Regions from separate parts of the Homo sapiens genome. Here regions 1, 3 and 4 are each linked to region 2. The links are chromatin loops, found by intact Hi-C in ENCODE. Cell type or tissue: OCI-LY7. All regions are shown on one strand. Region 1 has its middle 37 kb from the start of ZNF385B. Region 2 overlaps ZNF385B (zinc finger protein 385B). Region 3 has its middle 48 kb from the start of EPCART. Region 4 holds the start of LOC124900526 (small nucleolar RNA SNORA43).

What was found. Peaks named below come from ENCODE experiments on the same cell type or tissue, not always from the same donor. Only the 100,000 strongest peaks of a DNase experiment are listed, where the experiment ranks them.
Region 1: a loop joins it to region 2, with 10 times the contacts of the local background. A loop is called at or near these places in 6 of 110 quality-filtered maps.
Region 3: a loop joins it to region 2, with 11 times the contacts of the local background. A loop is called at or near these places in 30 of 110 quality-filtered maps.
Region 4: a loop joins it to region 2, with 6 times the contacts of the local background. A loop is called at or near these places in 9 of 110 quality-filtered maps.

The regions. Positions count from the first base shown.
Region 1 is chr2:179,896,426-179,901,425 of GRCh38, reverse strand. No RefSeq gene overlaps it. Among named protein-coding and RNA genes, the nearest start is that of ZNF385B, 37 kb to the right of the region's middle. In OCI-LY7, CTCF peaks have their summits at 2,144 and 2,346; DNase peaks (open chromatin) are centred at 1,865 and 2,345; H3K27ac peaks cover 1,248 bases.
Region 2 is chr2:179,839,884-179,844,883 of GRCh38, reverse strand. The region is part of intron 1 of ZNF385B (zinc finger protein 385B); the gene reads left to right. Among named protein-coding and RNA genes, the nearest start is that of MIR1258, 19 kb to the left of the region's middle. In OCI-LY7, CTCF peaks have their summits at 2,032 and 2,233 (motif pointing left); a DNase peak (open chromatin) is centred at 2,183; H3K27ac peaks cover 1,211 bases.
Region 3 is chr2:180,074,994-180,079,993 of GRCh38, reverse strand. No RefSeq gene overlaps it. Among named protein-coding and RNA genes, the nearest start is that of EPCART, 48 kb to the left of the region's middle. In OCI-LY7, a CTCF peak has its summit at 2,482; no DNase peak of the experiment used is centred here.
Region 4 is chr2:179,934,281-179,939,280 of GRCh38, reverse strand. LOC124900526 (small nucleolar RNA SNORA43) reads left to right here and starts at 4,743; the gene lies at 4,743-4,880. In OCI-LY7, a CTCF peak has its summit at 2,400 (motif pointing right); a DNase peak (open chromatin) is centred at 2,420.

The DNA.
Region 1 (5,000 bases), 57 kb before region 2:
AAATTTAATCTCCAGTGTAACAGTGTTGAGTGGTGGGACCTCTAAGAGGTAGTTAGACAGAGCCCTCATGAATGGCTTAATGCTGTTATATTGGGAGTAGATTTCTGATGGAAGGATGAGTTTGGTTTTCTTTCTCACTCTCTCTCATCCTCTCTTGCCTTTCCACCATGGGATGATGCAGCATGAAGACCCTCACCAGATGCTGGCACCATGCTCCTGGACTTTCTAGCCTCCAGAACTGTGAGCCAAATGTATTTCTGTTCATTATAAATTACTAGTCTGTGATATTCTGTTATTGCATCATAAAACAGACTAAGACACGTTTAATATAAATTTCTTGTCACTTATTCTTTAAATCATTTTGAGAAACATTGAGAAGATGCAGGAATCTGGAAGTTATGAAGTCATTAAAAATGGAAGAAGAAAAAATAGGTACGGTCATACACCGCAAAACATTTCAGTCAACAATGGACTGCAGATGAGATGGTGGTCCCATAAGATTATAACGGAACTGAAAAATTTTTATTGCCTGGTGATGTAATAGCCATCAAAACTTCCTAGTGCAACACATTAGTCATGTGTTTATGGTGATCCTCATATAAACAAACCAGCTGTGCTGTGCTGCCAGTTGTACAGAACTATGTACACATACGATTATGTATAGTACATAATACTTGATAATGATAATAAATGGTTGATTTACTTACTATACTATACTTTTTATCATTATTTTACAGTGTTGAACTTCTACTTACAAAAAAAGTTAACGTGTAAAACAACCTCTGGCAGGTTCATCAGGAGGTATTGCAGAAGAAGGCATTGATACAAGGGATAACAGCTTCATGTGGGGTATTGCCCCTGAAAGTCTTCCAGTGGGACAAGGTGAGGTGGAAGACAGTGATATTGATGATTCTGACCCTGTGTTGGCCTAGGGCAATGAATGTGTTTGCAGCTTAGTTTTTAACAAAAAGTTTAAAAATTAAAATAGATAAAAGCTTATAGAATAAGGATATAAACATTGAAATATTTTTATACAGCTGTACAATGTTTTTGTGTTTTAAGCTGTTCTTACAAAAGAGTGAAAAAGTTAAAAACAATTAAAAAGTTTATAAAATAAAAAAGTTACAGTGATATAAGGTCAATTTAATATTAAAGAAAGTTTTAAAAATAAATTTAGTGTAGCCTAAGTGTGCTTTGTTCATAGTCTACAGTAGTGTATAGTAATGTCCTGGGCCTTCACTCAGCACTCACTCACGGACTCACCCAGATCAACTTCCAATTCTGCAAGCTCCATTCTTGGCAAATGCCCTATACAGATGTGCTGTTTGTTTTTATTTTTAATCTTTCATACCATATATTTGTTGTCTCTTTTCTATGTTTAAATACCAAATACTTCTCAGTGTGTCATAATTGCTTACAGTGTTCTGTACAGTAATTATGTGTATAGGTTTGTTGCCTAGGAGCAACAGGCTATACCATAGAGCCTAGGCGTATGGTAGGCTATACCATCTAAGTTTGTGTAAGTACACTCTATGATACTCACACAATGATGACATCACCTAACCATGCATTTCTCCAATTGTATCCCATTGTTAAGGGATGCATGACTCTATTTTAGTGACAGCTGTACAAATCTCAAAGAAAATTGGAGAAGACTAGGGCCAAGATGGAGGGGCTAATAAGTTACAATTTGAGGATGCTTACACTCCTTCATTCATTTAATCAATAATTTTTTATTCAGCATCTACTGTGTCTAATAATGTAGGCACTGTGGCTCAGTGATGGCAAAACAGGCAGGGTCTTGCTGTTAAGTGCCTTGAGCACTGTGGGGGCATCATGATCCACTCGTTCACCACTTCCTGCCAACCACCCTCCTGCTTCACAAGGTCCCTGCTCCTGTGAAGCTAGTGAGAATAGTCACAATACAGTTGATGAGAAAATAACTATATGGTATTTTAGATAGTGGTCAGAATTATAAAGAAAATAAAGCAGAGGCAATGATGGGAGTAACTGAGATGAGTTGGGTTTATGTGGGTACTTTAGACAGAGGGTTCAGGGAAGGGCTTTCTGGGAAGGGACGTTTGCCCTGAGTTCCAAGTGTTGGAAAGATGATAGCCCTGACATTGGAGAAAATATTCTAGGCAGAAGGAAAAATGTAAGAGCTCTGAAATAACTGTGCTCAGGTGCTGTGGACTGAATTGTGTTCTTCCCCAGAATTCACATGTTGAGGCGTTAGAGGCCAACGTGACTGTATTTTGGCAACAGGGCCTACAAAGTTAAAGGAGGTTGTAAGGCTGAGGCCCTGATACAATAGGGTTAGTGTCCTTATAAGAAGTGACACCAGGGTGCGCTCTCTCTCTCTCTCTCTGCCATGTGAGGACACAGCAATTAAGCAGCTATCTGCAAACCAGGAAGAGGCCTCACTGAGAATGGAACCAGTTGGCATTTTAATTTTGAACCATGAGAAAATAAATTACTGTTGTAAACAGAAAGCCACCCAGCCTGTGGTATTCTGTTATGGTAGTCTGACCGCACTAAAACATCAGTTTAGAATATATTTAAATCAGAGCTTACAGGACTTCCTCACAAATTAAATGTGCAGAGTAGGGGAAAAAAGGTCAAACATAACTTTGAGGGTTTTTTGTTTTTTGTTTTGTTTTGTTTTGTTTTGTTTTTTGCCTGAGTTACTGGGAAGATGTTGATGCATTATTAAGATGGGGGATACCAGGGTGGGGAGAGAGAATATGTGAAGTGGGAGGAAGCAGGATCAGGAGTCTCATTGCTCATTCATTAATGTTAAGATTTCTGCCTGCTACTCATTGCCATGCCATTGGACATATGAGTTAGGGCTCAGGGATGAGAATGGAAAGTTGGGAACCATCAGCATTCCCACCAGGTCTAAAGCTGTGGAACTGGGAGAGATTACCTAGTGACATGTGTCGACAGGGAGTCAGTGGCATTCCAGCATTCTGAGAGAAACCAAAGGAGTAGCCAGTGAAATTAGAAGCTTGTGAGGCAGGGACAGCACAAAAATCAAGAATGGTCCAATTGATGCTAATGTTCTAAGAGGCTGAGTGAGATGAGGAAAGAGATTGAGGACTGGATTTGGCCTATAGAGGTCACAGGGCAACTGGATAACAAAAGTTTCACCGGAATAAGGGAAGCAAAATGTCTGTTTGGAAAGAGTGAAAATGGAAGGTGAAAAAGTGGAGACAGGTTTTATGCAGAACTTTGTTCCAATAGGGAGCAGAAAAATGAAGCCGTAGACAAAAAGAGTGCAGGATCAAGAGACAAATTTAAAAAATATTTTTATGATGGAGAGTTTAAAACATGTACAAAAATAGACCTACTAGTACAGAACCCCCAAGAGTTTTTTTTGTTTTTGTTTTTGTTTTGAGATGGAGTCTCTCTGTCACTCAGGCTGGAGTGCAATTGTGCGGTCTCTGCTGACTGCAACCTCCGTCTCCCGAGTTCAAGTGATTCTCCTGCCTCAGCCCCTCGAGTAGGTGGGATTACAGGCGTGCGCCACCATGCCCAGCTAATTTTTGTAGTTTTAGTAGAGACGAGTTTCACCATGTTGGCCAGGGTGGTCTCGAACTCCTGACCTCAGATAATCTGCCCACCTCGGCCTCCCAAAGTGCTGGGATTACAGGTGTGGGCCACTGTGCCAACCAATAGTTTTAAGAGTTAACATTCTTGTTAATCCGTACTGGTATGCACTTAGCTACTTCCACATTTTTGGGGGGTAGGGGAGGTATATGATGTCTCACTATGTTGCCAAGGCTAGACTCACACTCCTGGGCTCAAGCAATTCTCCCACCTCAGCCTCCTGAGTAGCTAGAATCAAAGACACACACCACTGCACCTGGCTGTATTTCTATATTATTTTGAAGCAAATCCTAAATATCACTAATTTTTCTAGAAACATTTGAAGACTGTATCTCTAAAAGATGAGGACTTTTTGCAATAAATATAATCATAATACCCTTATGACACCTCAAAACAACTAATAATTCCTTAATATCAAATGTCCAAGAAAGGGTTCAAAGTTCAAATTGGCTCATAAATTTTATAATTCTGTAGGATTTGTTTGAATTTTCAAACAAGATTCTACCATTGAAATCCCTTTTGGCTTTCATTGCTGTGTCTTCCTTAATTTTGTTAGTCTATAAATTCTCTCTATCTTTTCCCCCCTTGCAATTTATTTTTGAAGAGACTAGGTTGTTTATTGGTAGTCTAGGTATACCTATAGTCTAGGTATTTGTCTTAGCCTGTTTCTGTTGCTATAACAGAATATCTGAGACTGGGTAACTTATTAAAAACGGAAATTTATTTCTCACAATTCTGGAGGCTGAGAAGTCCAAGATCAAGGTACTGGTAGGTTAGATGTCTGGTTCCATCATGACGCCTTCTGTATTCTCTGGAGAGGAGGAATGCTATGTCCTCACATGGCAGAAAAGCAGCAAGAAGAGAACCTGTGTCCCTCAGAATTCGTGTTTCAAACACTTAATACCCAATGCAGCATTAATTCACTTCCCAACACTTATGCATTGGGTATTTTTTAAAACATGAATTCTGGGGAACACAGTCAGACTATAGCAGAATTTCTTATTAAACTTCTGTGGTTTTGTTTAATATGTTCCTCTTCTTTTGTATTTCCCCAGCATAAACAGTTGGATGAAATAGTTGGATCAGATTCAGGTTTAATTTTTTTTTGTGGGGACGAGATTGTTTCATGGGTGGTGATATGTTTATCCATCAAGAAGAACGTAATGTCTGGTTGCTGCTCTTTCTGTGATGTTAGCAGCCACTGACGCTCGATGCTCCAATATATTCATCAACTAAATATTTCAAAATGGTGACATTCTAATTCTATCCTTCCTTCATCATTTATTAATTTGAATACTTCCTTCATCATTTATTTGCTTAGAGTTTGTTTAAGAAAGGCAGAATAAACATTGAATTCTTTCTCTTTAACAGTTTTGTGGTAGTAAATAAGT
Region 2 (5,000 bases):
ACTCACGAGAGAGTTATGATTTTACCCAACGCTCTTTGTATTTGGAGGACCCTTTCTTATTGGATTTTCAAGTTCTGAGAGTGATAGAGCTTGATATAAGTAGTGTTGCCTTCTTTTTTAGGGCCACAATTAAACATCCTGTACATTTTTACTTGCTTGGAGAGTCATATTGATTATTTACTCTCTCTCCCAACCTTTTTGCAGTATCAGTGAATCAAAGGTTTAATTTTTTTTATTCAGATAATTCTTTTGGCTGAACAATTATGATGTTTTCACCTTGGTTTCCTTTTCTTCCTTGCTTCTTTCTTTAATTTTAAATCTTGCTGAAGTAGAAATAACACCAGTGGTAGCAACCAGAGACTATGGGGTGCTTGACTGTGTGTAGTAGTGTTTTAAGCCCAGAACATGTATTATATCATTTAATAGCAAGGCAGACATTATCATAGTCCCCATTTTGAAACTGATGCTTAGAAAGTTGAGAAATCTTTTTAAGTCATAAGACTATAGTGACTGACAGGATATGACTGTGAACCAAGGCCTCATTGACTCTAGAACCCACCTTTATTGTGAGAACCATACTGCAAGAGCAGAAAGGAAATTTAAAAATCATTTAGTTCAAACTATTTTTTTTACAGATGAAGAAATAGGTCAAGAGAAGTTAAATTCTTTACCCAAAGTTCATACAACAAGCAAATGGAGGAGGCGGTTTCAATCGATGTCCGTTTTTAAGGAGGTTACGCAGGCATTTTCTGTTCTATCTAATAGACCAACTTGGATCACGAATCATCTCTGGACCGATCTGCTATAAAAAGGAGTATGGGCTCATTGTACAGAATTGTTCAAAATGGCTTGCTCGCTTCTTTCTGGGGGTTAAGAGGAAGGAATTCTTGTAGCTGGGCAGACTCTGCAAAAGCTGTTCACTGAATGGGGTTGCTGTCTCCCAAGGCTGGAAGCCCAGTTCTAGGCAGACTCCTGCAAAGGGAATTTTCCATGTTATTAGAATTCCTTTTTCCCCTCAAAGTAGATAAAATTCAGGGTGAAACCAGCCTGACTTTATTGTTCTTTACTCAGTCCAGTCTCCAGGCCCTGCCTGTATGTTGAAGGTAGATTGAGTTTGACAGATGGAAAAACAGCAGCAGTCCTGAGACTGGCTGCCAAATGGGACAGAAAAGGAGGTGATCTGATGGGTTGTAGCATTGAACTGGAAGGGCACATATACCAATGCACAAATGAAGACAATGAATGGTGACCCTTCTGAGGAAATAGCAGCATTTTCCATCACTGATTTAACAGCATTGAAGATTTGGAAAAGAGAGAGGCAGTTACTGTGTGAGGTACTGCTTTTGGTATATACCTATGTCACAAGTATATGGATAATATATAACTCAGTTAATATTTATCTTGTGTAGTAATGCTTCTATATAGATGTGTGTCTTGATTGGACTTAAAAAATATTCTATTTTTCTGTTAACAAAATGAATCTAAACTTATTCAAGGAAGGTACGAAGAAAGAAGTTCCGATTCACTGAGATATATATGCAGGTGGAAGGGTGATTGGCTGTGATTTTTACTCTAGATGTACACTTCTTTTCCCTTTCCACATAGGTAGCTAGTTCCCCTGTGCTCCCTTTGCCTCAGGGGAGAGTTGTGTTGCAGAAAGGAAAGAGAAATTGTCCATACTAGAAGAGAAATGGCTTTGGTGTGTTAGAGGCCCCTTGAGGGGATTCTATCCTGGGAGGTAGGAGGAGCAGAGACCTTTGGGAAGGTAAACAGGAAGGTATGAAAGAATGGAAGAGAGAGATTGATTTTCTAAGGTTAATGGATACAATGGTCTGCATCTTTGGAGCACCCTCAATGCTGTGGCAGAGTTTTGGGGTGGGGGCGGTGACACCTAGGGAAGCTGTATATCCCTAGCTTTGGCAAAGAATCCTACAGCACCTGAGGCAGGCTCCCTCCACACCAAAGTCTGGAGAGGCCTTTAGTCCATCAGTTTCCTTTTAAGAATGCAAATCCAAGCATGTTTCCCAGTAAAAGACCACTCCGATGGCTTCTTATCTGCAGGAAATTGACAAGAATATTTTAAGCAGATGAAATAGCATGTGCAAAACTATGAGGCTAACGGCACATGGACTCTACCAGTGACTCTTCATCTGGATCACAGGGGCTTTGCTGAACAGCTGGAGGGAGGGGTAAGGGCTGCTCATGGTGGCCTCGACTGCCATCTGGTGGGGTCTCTGTGGGCCAGTGACATTTTGTAGGAACATATGAATTTTTCAAATAAAATCTTACAAGGAAACTCAATCTATGAAAGAGTTAATCATGGAGAAGCACACCAGAGTTTCATGCCATGCCCTCCCCATACAACCCTGAGTTCTTGAGCATCTCTGTGGGACCATAGCTGTGGATAATGGAAAACTCATATGTGATCAGATTTAAGATTTTATTAGATGAGCACAATGGTGGTATGAAGATACATTAAGGGACAAAGACAGGGAAGTTTAGACTGCATGCAAAGAGACCAGTGAATGAGGAGAAATTTCTGAACACAAACTGGTTTTGTAAAAATAACTTTATTTTTAGTTTCAGTTTCATAGAATAGTGTGAACCTATTTGATCTGATGGCAGAAGTTTAGTTATATTAATAATTCAGGGTCACATTCTCCTTCTCTGACTTGGAACTAATCCCAGGGGTGTTTATATACATAGTAAAAACCACCACTTACTCAAAATTTAATTAAATAAAGAGCAAGTACTTCACAAAATTTAACTCATTTAATTATCATTGTAACCCTGTGTGGTATGTACTGTCATTATCTCCATCTCACAGATATGAGGAAACTGAGGTCCAGAAAGTTGAGTGATTCCTGGGATTTAAAGGTAGGCAGCCTGGCTTCCAGTATGCTCTGGTATCTGTGTTCTTAAGTAATTTAGCTGCAATGTGGAAGTATTTGTGGGGAGTGTGTCATTTTGTTCTTGAGAGTGATCAGTCCTCTCAGGCGTCCATTGCCATTGGGGTGTTTTGCTTTTAATCTCATCTGGTTCTAGGACATCATCCAAGTATGTTGCCCTGGATCTTCTCAAATGATTCTTTCTACTACTCATGACCTGTGCTAGGATAGGAAGAAATTCTCTCTAGGATTTTACCTAAACCAGTGGCTCTCAATGGAGATTTTGCCCCCAGGAGACATTTGGTAATGTCTAGAAACATGTTTAGTAGTTACAACTGGGGATGGGGAGTATGTTACAAGCATCTGGAGGGCAGAGGCCAGGGAAGCTGTTAAATATTCTACAACCCACATGAGGATCCCACAGCAAAAAATTATCCAGACCAAAATATCAATAGTGCTGAGATTGAGAATTCCTAATACAGACACAAATTACATTTCAGCAATTTTATTTGTAAAGTCTTGCTTTCTTCCCAGAGCTCTGTCTTGCTGGGTAGGCACAGGTTCCTTTTGTTCTTAGATCCCACCAAACCATCCTGGGGTTTCTGATTCCTTTTCCTCCATCAGGGCTCAGTGCAGGGCTGGTGAGTGGGTTGGGACCTGGGCCCTCTTAATCTCTTGTATCAAAACTCTCCACTTAATGTCAACCATTTTCCCCCTTTCTTCCTTTTATCTAGTCTGAATATAGAAAGCTTTGCTCCTACTGATCTTAGTCTTTCAAATATATGGCCCATGAATTATTGTTCCCTTAACTTTTGAAATCCAAACTGTAAGAATTGATTACCTTTTTCTCTGCCTTGTACGATGTGATCCCTTTCCTGGGGGCAATACATGCAGAAAGTCAGCAGACTGAAAGAAGTTTTGCAGAAATGCAGAGAAAAACCTTTATTTGTCCATGTCAGCATTTTACAATCTGTATTCTGAGGACCACTGGAGATGTTAATAGGCTTTCTATGAAAAGAGGGAACTTCTCTCTAGGAATTCCCAAGTCATGTAAGCATTCTTTAAAGCTCAGAAAAGCAACCTATTTAAATTTGTTTATCCCAGGGCTTCACAAAGTGTTTGACAAGAAAACTTTTCTTTTTTTCATGGAATCCCTAAGAACATTTTGTGCATAGTTGAGAAATGTTAGTCTATGTGATAAATGTGGCCTTTATCAATGCATTGGCAGAGAGAAGAGTACAGGTTCTCGAGATATTAAAAGTTAGACTCACTAGTACTTGATGAATGATTGGTTATGGGAGGTAAGGAAGCAAGAGAAATCAATGGAAAAATAAATACAGAAACTTCAAAGTTGAAGGAACAAATTTTGTATCATTCCTTATATATCACAAAATATTAGGCACCAGGGATTTTTAAAAGTGTAAACCACCAAATGCTGGTACTGAATTTATCTCTCTCCTGGATTATGGTAATGGCTTTCTAAATGGTCTCCTAGCTTTCATTCACTTCCTTTTCTAATTTCAGCTCCACAAGGTCAACAAAAAAATCTTTCCAAACAAAGACATAATCATGACGTTGCTCTTATCATTGAACTTTGATGGTTCAATTTTGCACAGACAATCCAAGCTCCTTTGCATAGTATTCAGAGGTCCCTGTCAATGTCTTCTTGAATATGGATATATAGAACTTAGGGTGGCAAGAAATGAGGGGCTCTTACTCAGCAAGGCCTCACTGTGTACTGCCAGTGCTTATGTGCCTTTAAGGGACTTTGGGGGACAAGGCAGGCTGTGCCGGGGGATCACACATCTGTTCCTGTCCTGTGTGAATGCCTTGATTCCATATGCATTATAAATATATCTGTAATGTGACCTAATCATAGAATGAAGATGTGTGTGGTCCATCTCTGCCTATGCAGGTATCTTCCATTTGCCCTTCCAGATCGACCCTCACCCTTGTCTACCCTGTGCTCTGGGAAGCTGACCTCTTTGTATTCCTCTGCCCACTGTCTTAACACTTAAAATGGGTTTGGCTAATGAGAAATGTTGGCGGGAGATGGGAGGGAGGGAAGAGATTGAGATCAGGGTGTTTATTCCCCAGATCCCTCCCTGGAAG
Region 3 (5,000 bases), 240 kb before region 2:
TGCAAAATGTTCAAATGAAGGAAAAAAGCTCCGATAGTTTTAAGAATTTTCAAGAAACAATTTCTATGTAGATAAACTTACTTTTTCTGAGTATAAAATAGAAACCTTTTTAAAGCATTCTTTAAGGTATTTCACAATCCTTATGGTGAAGCCCAAAGATAGCTCAAAACAAGGCGGCTAACTTAAGGACATAGGTACAAAATTGATAATCAAATTATTGGTAAATCAAATCCAAAGTGCAGATTTTTAAAAATCTATCTTGACCATTTGGGTTTTATCCGAGAAACGCTAGGGTGGTTCAAGGTAGCCAAACTATTAATGTAATTAATTATATCATACTAAAGCATCAAAAAAATGGAATCATATATGTCAAGAAAAAGCTTAATAAAATTTGTTAAAAATTTTCTTAGTAAAATACACTCACATCCGTAATGCCAGCACTTAGGCAGGCTGAAGCAGGAGGTTTGCTTGAGGCCAAGAGTTTGAAACCAGCCTGGGCAACAAAGCAAGACCCCATTTCTTAAAAAAAAAAAAAAAAATTTAAGAACCCATGATGGTGTGTGTGTGTTGTTCCAGCTACTTAGGAGGCTGAGGCAGGAAGATCACTTGAGCCCAAGAGATCAAGGCCTCAGTGAGCTGTGATTGTGCCACTGTACTCTAGCAGCCTGGGCAAAAAAGCAAGACACTGACTCAAAAAAATAGTATAAAATTTGGTAAAATATAAATTAAAAGCCCTAAACAAGATGGAGTATTTTTTAGTTTTGAGATGGAGTCTTGCTCTGTCACCCAGGCTGGAGTACAGTGATGTGATTTTGGCTCACTGCAACCTCCGACCCCCAGATTCGAGTGATTCTCCTGCCTCAGCCTCCCGGGTAGCTAGGATTACAGACACCCGCCACCTCGCCCGGCTAATTTTTTGTATTTTTAGTAGAGACAGGGTTTCACCACGTTGGCCAGGCTGGTCTCAAACTCCTGACCTCAGGTGATCCACCCACCTCTTGAAATTTAATAACTATCAGGAACATTTCTAGCAACACTGCTTTACAAACTATATTAGAAGTCCCCAGTGTAATGAGGCAAGAGAAAAAAAAACATTGCAAAGAGGTAAATACCATTATTTATGGAAGAATTAATTTTAGACAATCAGCCAAGAAATAATAAAAACTAAGAAGAAAGTTCTGTAGGGAACCAATAAAGATTAAAATGTTAAAGATCAATAGATCTCTAACATATTAGCAATGGTCAATTATAAAATAACAAAATAGGTGCCACTATTTTAGAATAGATAATAGATAATAGAATAAAAATAAGTTATCTAAGAAAGATTCTAATAAAAGGTGTGAAGACAGGTCATACGACTCTTATATTTACCTCTCTATTACATCTGAAATTTATTTTTTAGCATGGGGTAGACAACCAATGTTTTTACAGTAGATATTCAATTGTACCAAGAACATAAATGGAAAGATATATACCAAATTTCTAGATAAGAAGACTCAATGGTTTAAATATGTACTCTTGCCAAATTAACAATTGAGACAGTATGAATAAGATTTTAACAGGATGTTTTAAAACCAAATAATCTGAATCTAAAATTTATATAGAAAGAAGAAGTACTTGGGTGGCCAAAATACTTTAAAAGGAACAAAGAATACAAACTTGCCCACAAGATATAAAAAGCATATCTAAAAACTATTATAGGGTAATTTAGATCTTGAGATACTAGTAACATTTTCAAATCAGTGTGGAAAAGGTAAGCTACTGAATAAACATTATTTAGACCATTAGCCATTCATTTGGGAAGAAAAGCAAAAGAAACCATAAACCATAAAACACATTGGATGAAAATTTTATAAACATGGAATGGGGAAGAGCTTCCTAGGGAATATGAAAACACAGCTTTTGTAAGGAGAAAGATTAACATATTTGAATATAAAAAATATTTAACTTTTGTCCAAAAAAGGATCTCACAAACATTAAAACAAGTAAACAAAGAAAAGAACGATTTACAATACATAAAATACCAAAGTTAAAACCCTAAATATAAGAACTACTCTTATAGACCAACAAGAAAAAGACAAGAACAAACTCAATAGATAAAACAAAAGCAGTGAACAAGCAATTTTCAGAGGAGAAAATAAATGGTAAATAGATGTTAAGATTCTCAACTTCACAACTAATCAGGAAAACATAAAACTGACATAAAAATTTTCACCAGTTGGCAAAAGTTAAATATTAAGTATTAAATTATAAATATTAAATATTATAAAGATTTAGCTTTTAGGAGGATGCTGGGGAATGGACACTCGTCTTTTTTCTGTTATTACTTGTTAATAACAGAAATGTGAAAAAAGTACTGCACACAGTATACATTATTTAATGTTCTTATTAAGAGGGATTTGCTATACTTACAGAGAATTGAGAATTTACAAACGTTTTATTTCTTAAATTATCCTCATCCAATGGTGTACCACATTATACCACAAGGGGATGGTATTTCTCTAAAAAAATTCACTGTCACAGACTAATGTAATTCACTGAGGTAGTGAGGAACACCTTTTAATGATGTCAAGATCAAAATAATTTAGCCTCCATGTTCAACTATAACTCAGAGCTATTGAAAAAAGTCAGTCTTACATTTCTGGAAACACGAATAATTCCTAAAATCAAATGTTCATGGGTTAACCCAGCACTAGAGATGGAATGTTACCAACCAGAACAGAAAAAACAAATACGTAGTTCTGGCCCCAGCATAAAGCTGTCTTCATGCTAGAAGGAGGTTAGGGAGCATGTTGCTGCTTCAACAGCAGTAGCAATTAAGTGTAAAAAAAGAATAAAGTGTTACCTCAACATGCTAATAGAGTCCATTTGGGAAATATCAAGTAGACAAAATGGTTGTTTCCCCAGAAACAGGCAGCAGGAATCCTTGCAAAGAATTCCCTACTCCATGCTTAAAGCACTGGATTATAGGAACCTCAGTTTACTACACACAACTACCAAAGATATATAGCCCAATACTTTTTATGGCAGCCCTAATGGCATTTTATTCATGGGTCGAGTCATAAGCCAATGAGAATAACCTCTCTAATGGCCTGAAAAAGTAGAATACATAACACTATAGCATGAGATGGAACTACCAACAGCTTAAATGATTCTAAATATAGGTCAAATAGCAAAGCAGACCAGCCTTCTTAAGGCAACATGGTGTCATTAACATCTATAGAGTTCTCACTATGCCAGGCTATCTTAAGCTTCATTTAGCTCATGTATTCTCACCAAGACTGTGAGATAGACGCTCGTACTGAGGCACAGGTTAAATAAATGGCAAGGGCTGGATGGAACCAAAATTAAATCTAGAAGGTCTACCTCCAGAGCCTGTACATTTAAATACATGTTACGCTACTTATCACAAGGCTGAATTCTGGACTAGTATTTTTAGGTAGCCTGGATTCCAATCCTTCACTGCCACTACACCTCTGAGGCTGGGAAAAGTGCATTGTTCTGGGGTCTTAGGGTCCTCTACACCCCCACTCACCAACTGCCCACCACTTTCACCCCCATAAAGGAACTGAACTAGATAATGCACAAGGTCTTTCTTTGGTTCATCAATTCATTACAATATTATGAAAGCAGCTATCAGATTGATGCAAAGTGTAAGGTCTTATATGTTTAGATATCTGCCTTCTATGATCACCAATAGCAGCAAAGAAAACTTGTTTTATAATATCTGTCAAAGGCATACAATGAATCACCAGTTTGTTTAAATAAAAGTATGGCTGTCTCTTATCTGCAAACAGATTTTTATATAGAGGGCTATATATGAGCATTATATGCCTATAAAGAGTGTGGGTGTACTGCCATCAAGAAAGTAAATGGAGAACCAAATATAGAAGTTCTAAGCAGAACTTCACAACTCTGGCTTCAGCTGGCTCCAATCCCTCCACTGTGACTTAAGTAATGAGATGACTTTGAGAAGCTTCATAACATGACAGAAATTGCATGTGCTTTAAAGGCATTCTGACTACAGCTGGGCGTGGTGGCCCACGCCTGTAATCCTAGCACTTTGGGAGGCCGAGGCGGGTGGATTGCCTGAGCTCAGGAGTTTGAGACAGCCTGGAGAACACAGTGAAACTCCGTCTCTACTAAAAATACAAAAATTAGCCGGGCATGGCGGCAGGAGCCTTTAATCCCAGCTACTGGGGAGGCTGAGGCAGGAGAATAGCTTGAACCCGGGAGGCAGAGGTTGCAGTGAGCGGAGATGGTGCTGTTGCACTCCAACCTGGGTGAGAGAGCAAGACTCTGTCGCAAAAAAAAAAAAAAAAAAAAAAATTCTGACTACAATTGCTGACATTTTCATTAAAATTAGTATTAGGTAATCTTACAACCATTTTAAGAGGCCTTTGAATTTTTTTATGATTTTAGCTTTTATTTTAGATTTGGGTATATGTGCAGACTTGTTATTTGGGTATATTGTGTGATGCTGAGGTTTGGGATATGATTGATCCCATTATCCAGGTACTGAGACTAGATAGTATCAAATAGCTTTTCAATCCTTCTCCCCTTCATTTCCCAATCTAGTAGTCCCCAGTGTCTATTATTCATCTTTATGTCCATGAGTACCCAATGTTTACCTCTCAACTTATAAGTGAGAGCATGTGTTACATGGTTTTCCGTTCCTGCATTAATTCACTTAGGATAATGACCTCCAACTGTATCCATATTTTTGCAAAGGACATGATTTCTTTTTTGTGACTGTGTAGTATTCCATGGTGTACATATACCACATTTTTTCTTTATCCAATCCACCACTGATGGACATCTAAGTAGATTCCATGTCTTTGCTGTTGTAAATAAAGGAGAGAGATTGAGATTGAGATTTGGTTGAATGATTTTCCTTTAGATCCCAGTAATGGGATTGCTGGGTCAAATGGTATTTCTGTTTTAAGTTCGAGAACTTCTCCATATTGCTTTCCACAGTGGCTAAACTAATTTACATTCCC
Region 4 (5,000 bases), 94 kb before region 2:
ATCTTCCTTGCTACTCTCATAAAAGTAAGCAATTCAAGCCCCATGTGTTAAAAGACCCTGTAATCAGTACTTAATGCATTGTGTATTGAGATCATTTTTATCATTTATCCTTTTTTTAAAATTTCAGCTTTTATTTTATTTTATTTTATTTTTTTCGAGACAGAGTCTCACTCTGTCGCCCAAGCTGGAGTGCAGCGGTGTGATCTTGGCTCACTGCAACCTCCGCCTCCCAGGTTCAGGTGGTTCTCCTGCCTCAGCCTCCCAAGCAGCTGAGATTACAGGCATCTGCCACCATGTCTGGCTAATTTTTGTATTTTTAGTAGAGATGGGGTTTCACCACGTTGGCGAGGCTGGTCTCAAACTCCCGACCTCATGATCTGCCTGCCTCGGCCTCCCAAACTGCTGGGATTACAGGCGTGAGCCACCCTGACTGGCCTCAGCTTTTATTTTAGATATGGGGATACACGTGTAGGACTGTTACATGGGTATGTGAGACCCAGGTAATGAGCTAGTACCCAATAGGTAGTTTTTCGACTTATGCTGCCATCCCCATCCCCTCCCTCCCCTCTCTAGTAGTCTGTGGTGTCTATTGTTCCAATGTTTATGTCCATATTAGCTCCCACTTACGACCGAGAAATGTGGTATTTGGTTTCTGTTCCTGTTATCTGCTTAGGATAATGGCCACTGGCTGCATCCATGTTGCGACAAAGGACATAATTTCATTTTTTATGGCTGTGTAATATTCCATGGTGTGTGTGTATCATGTTTGTTTTATCCAATCCACCATTGATGGACACCTAGGTTGATTCCACATCTTTGCTGTTGTGAATAGCATGGTGATGATGATATGAGTGTGTGTGTCTTTTTGGTATAATAATCTACATTATTTTGGGCATATATACCCAGTCATGGGATTGCTGGGCCAAATGATAGCTCTGTTTTATGTTCTCTGAGAAATCTCCAAACTGCTTTCCACAGTGGCTGAAGTAATTTACGTTCCCACCAACAGTGTGTAAGTGTTCTGTTTTCTCAGCCTCGTCAGCACCTGTTGTTTTTTTTTTACTTTTAATAATAGCCATTCTAACTGGTATGACATGGTATCTCATTGTGGTTTTGATTTGCATTTCTCTGATGATTGTGATATGGAGCATTTTTTTCATGTTTGTTGGTCACTTGAATGTCTCCTTTTGAGAAGTACCTGTCCATGTCTTTTGCCCATTTTTTAATGGGGTTATTTATATTTTGCTTGTTGATTTGTTTAAATTCCTTATAGATTCTGGATATTAGACCTCTGTCAGATGCATAATTTGTGAATATTTTCTCCCATTCTATAGGTTATCTGTTTACTCTGTTGATGATTTATTTTGTTCAATAAATGGTGCTGGGATAACTGGCTAGCCATATTCAGAGGAATGAAACTAGACTCTTACTTTTTACAAACTTTTTTACAAAAATTTTGCAAAAATTACCTAAAGATGGATTAAAGATTTAAGTGTAAGACCTCAATTTATAAACGTCCTAGAAGAAAAGCTAGGAAACACCCTTATCATTTATCTTACCCCCTCAAGCAGATTATACAATCATTGGGGGCAGGGGTTTTGTCTTAAACATTGCCTTTCCCTCTGCATCTTGCCATAGGCCAGAGTTTCTTAACCTCAGCACTGTTGACATTTTGCACCAGTTGATTATTTGTTGTATGGGGCTATCCTATGCAACATGGGATATTCAGCAGTGATCCTGGCATTACCTGCTAGATGCCAAGAGTACAAATCTCCCAGTCCTGTAGTACATCTCCAGATACTGCCAATTATGCCCTGGGAGGAAAGATTGTCCCAGTTCATTACCATTGTCATAGACCTAACATTTAGGAATTACTCCAGTGGATGGCAATGATGGTGCTTGTCCTACACAGCATCACTTTTGTATACTCAAATAAAGCTCTGTAGACTTATATTGCCCTCTTGTTTTTGTGAGGACAAAATTTGTTTTAAATGAGGAACTCATTTAATAGAGTGGTGTACAGCAATGTTCCAACTGTTTTTATTTGTCAAGATACTTTGATATTCTAGGGAAATAAGTAGGTTTTCTGCAAATATAAGCATTATTATTTGCCTGTTAATATGATTGTCCCATACAGGTTCTGGTTTCTTACTGTAGCTGTAACCAACTTTTATCTGAGGGACAACTAGCTGTGACTATTGAATTATTTTAATGCTATGTTAGAGAATTAGATAATTAGGTTATCTAATACCTGAATACCTTCATTTTGTTATGTCTGTATTTTTTAATGTTTTAATAGACTTAATTTTTTAAAGCAATTTTAGGTTCACAGCAATATTGAGCAAAAGGTACAGAGATTTCCCAGGTACGCTTTGCTCCTTACGTGTGCATAGCCTCCCCATTATCAACAACCCCCACCAGGGGGTGCATTTGCTACAATTGGCAAACCTACATTGACACATCATCACCCAAAGTCCATAGGTTACCTTGGAAGGTTCACTCTTGCAAGAACCTTAATTTTTTTTTTAACCATCTTTTTATTTGTAAAGACAGGGTTTTGCTATGTTGCCCAGGCTGGTCTCAAACTCCTGGGCTCAAGTGTTCCCCCCGCCTCAGCCTCCCAAGTAGCTAGAACTGCAGGCACATACCACCTCACACAGCTAACACCTTAATTTTTGATCAGACACTTCAGTGACAGTCAAGTGGTTGTTAAAGTGAATTACCTAGTTGTTTTATCAGTAATTTCATGGATTACGATACCTAAAAGATTGAGCAAATGAGATTGAATCAACTGCAAGTCAGCTTCTCTCCTGGTAACAGGAAATCCTGGAATGAGTATCTTTGGTATGAGTTAGGAGTCATTGTGAGTTCCATTCTTTATATAGCACCCTATTTTGTTTAACCATAGATCTTCCCTGCCCTAAAACTATTTTTGTGACTAATATATGTGAAGCCCCTGTGAGAGCTGTACTGAACATTTGCTGCTTTTTTGTCTGAGGATTGTTCCTCTCTCTGATGAAATGATTCTAGTGAACCAGCTAACAAAATAACTTTCTGGCCTGGCCACTCCTAGTACCCCATTCCCCTGGGCACTGTAATTGGTTCAGGAAGGAGCATATGACCTAAGCTGGGCCACAAGGAGTTCTTCTCTCGTAGTTTTTCAATTTGGCCATGAAACACATGGCCATGTCTAAAGGCATAGCAGAGCAGGAAGGGTGTTTATTGCAGCTGGAGCAGTCACTGACCCATAGAAAAAGGTAGGGTGCAGTAGGAGAGGATTAGTGCAGCTCAAAAGGAAGCAGGGCCCAGAGAGAGGAGCAGAATCTGAACAATTTTGTTTGAGTCCCTGAATTGAGTTGTGGCTGAAGTTAGCCTCCCAGTTATATGAGCCAATGAATCCTCTTTCTACTTAAGCTACTTTGGTTTGGATTGGTACCACTTGCACTAAAAGTATCTGTATTAATTCAAGGATTTTCCTGTTGATGGATAGTTTGAATCATTTGGTACAATCAGCTATTCCCACCATCCTATACTTTTGCTTGCATACTTCTGCTTGCAGCTCTTTAACTGTAGATGGAAATAAGTACAGACTCAATAAAGATGCCTATGGAAAAAATACAATAAAGGACCTTTGGGTGTCTCTTAATATTTTATGGAAACATCTAAATGAGAGATTTTTAGATGAGGTTGATTGTTTCACTAGAAATCACTGCTCCATTTTTATAAATTACAGAGAATCTCTCCTTTAACAGCACCCTTCCTGGGCTTTGAAATGCACTGCACAGGTGCAACAATTCAATTCACAAACAAAAATTGGTTTTATATTACCAGTGAGAAGGACTAAGCATAGCTATTTTGGGAGTTGTAATACCTCCTTTAAGCCACAAAGATACTTGAGCACATTACCTTAACAACCAATGTATTCTGGAGATCATTTTAGAATATGAAATACTGAACAGCAGGAACGTTGTGAACATTTTCAATCTTCTTACACAATATAAATGTAGTCTGAAAATCCCATTATACACAAGTACAACAAATACATACAGACCCTTAAAATACAGGAAAGAATGTGAAAAATAAGTATTATCACCATTCCTCAAGTTTCTAGAACAATTTTACTCTTCTCCTTAATATAATTTTTTGTCCAGAAAAGGGAAAGACTAAACTCATGGATAGTTATCCAAAGGAGAGAAGAGAAAATTGTTTGTGGTAAATGAAAGATGCTGCCTACAGTAGCACAAATAATCCCATTCATGGCTACCAGCTTGCTACGCATTGCTTACTTATGCTGCAGGCAACTATTGTTGAAATGACAGGAGGACAGGAAGGCATGAGAAAGGGGCAGACAGCTACTGATGAAAGAGTCATCAACTACTGTAGATACTTCTTGGAGATTGGAAGTTGAATTTTACATTTCTTTATATCCCCAGGTTTAATAAAAAAATTGCTTGTAGGTGTTCAATAAACATTTGATGAATGAATGGGGAACAGTTCAGTTATTTTCCTTGAATCCTAGGCAGGATGATTTGATACACTTTGGATTCTTGAGGTTTTATGAAATTTTAAATGCAAGGCAAACTACTATTTACCCAATTGAAGTCCAAATGTAAGCATTTTATGGTAAACCAGGAGAAAGTAGAAGGCAAAAATGCATTAGCTTAAAACCTAGGACACCAAAATGAAGATCAAATGTATGCATGAAAGTGTGTTAAAGAAAATCATTGCCCTGCCCTGCAGATGCTATCCTGGACTTGCCAGCCCCATAGACACAGTTGCTGTGCTGTGCCTGTACTATTGGAGCAAAGAAAAAGTGGCTATTTCTATGCTCAGTGTTCACAAACCAGTGAGCACTAAGAATGGTTTATAGCCTGACATTTCTTAGAAAAGAAGAAGAAGAAAACTGTTGCATAGTATCAGCTAAATTTGGACATAAATGTTTCCTATGATTCAGTAATTCTTTTTTTTCTTTTTCTTTTTTTTTTTTTTTTTGAGGCACC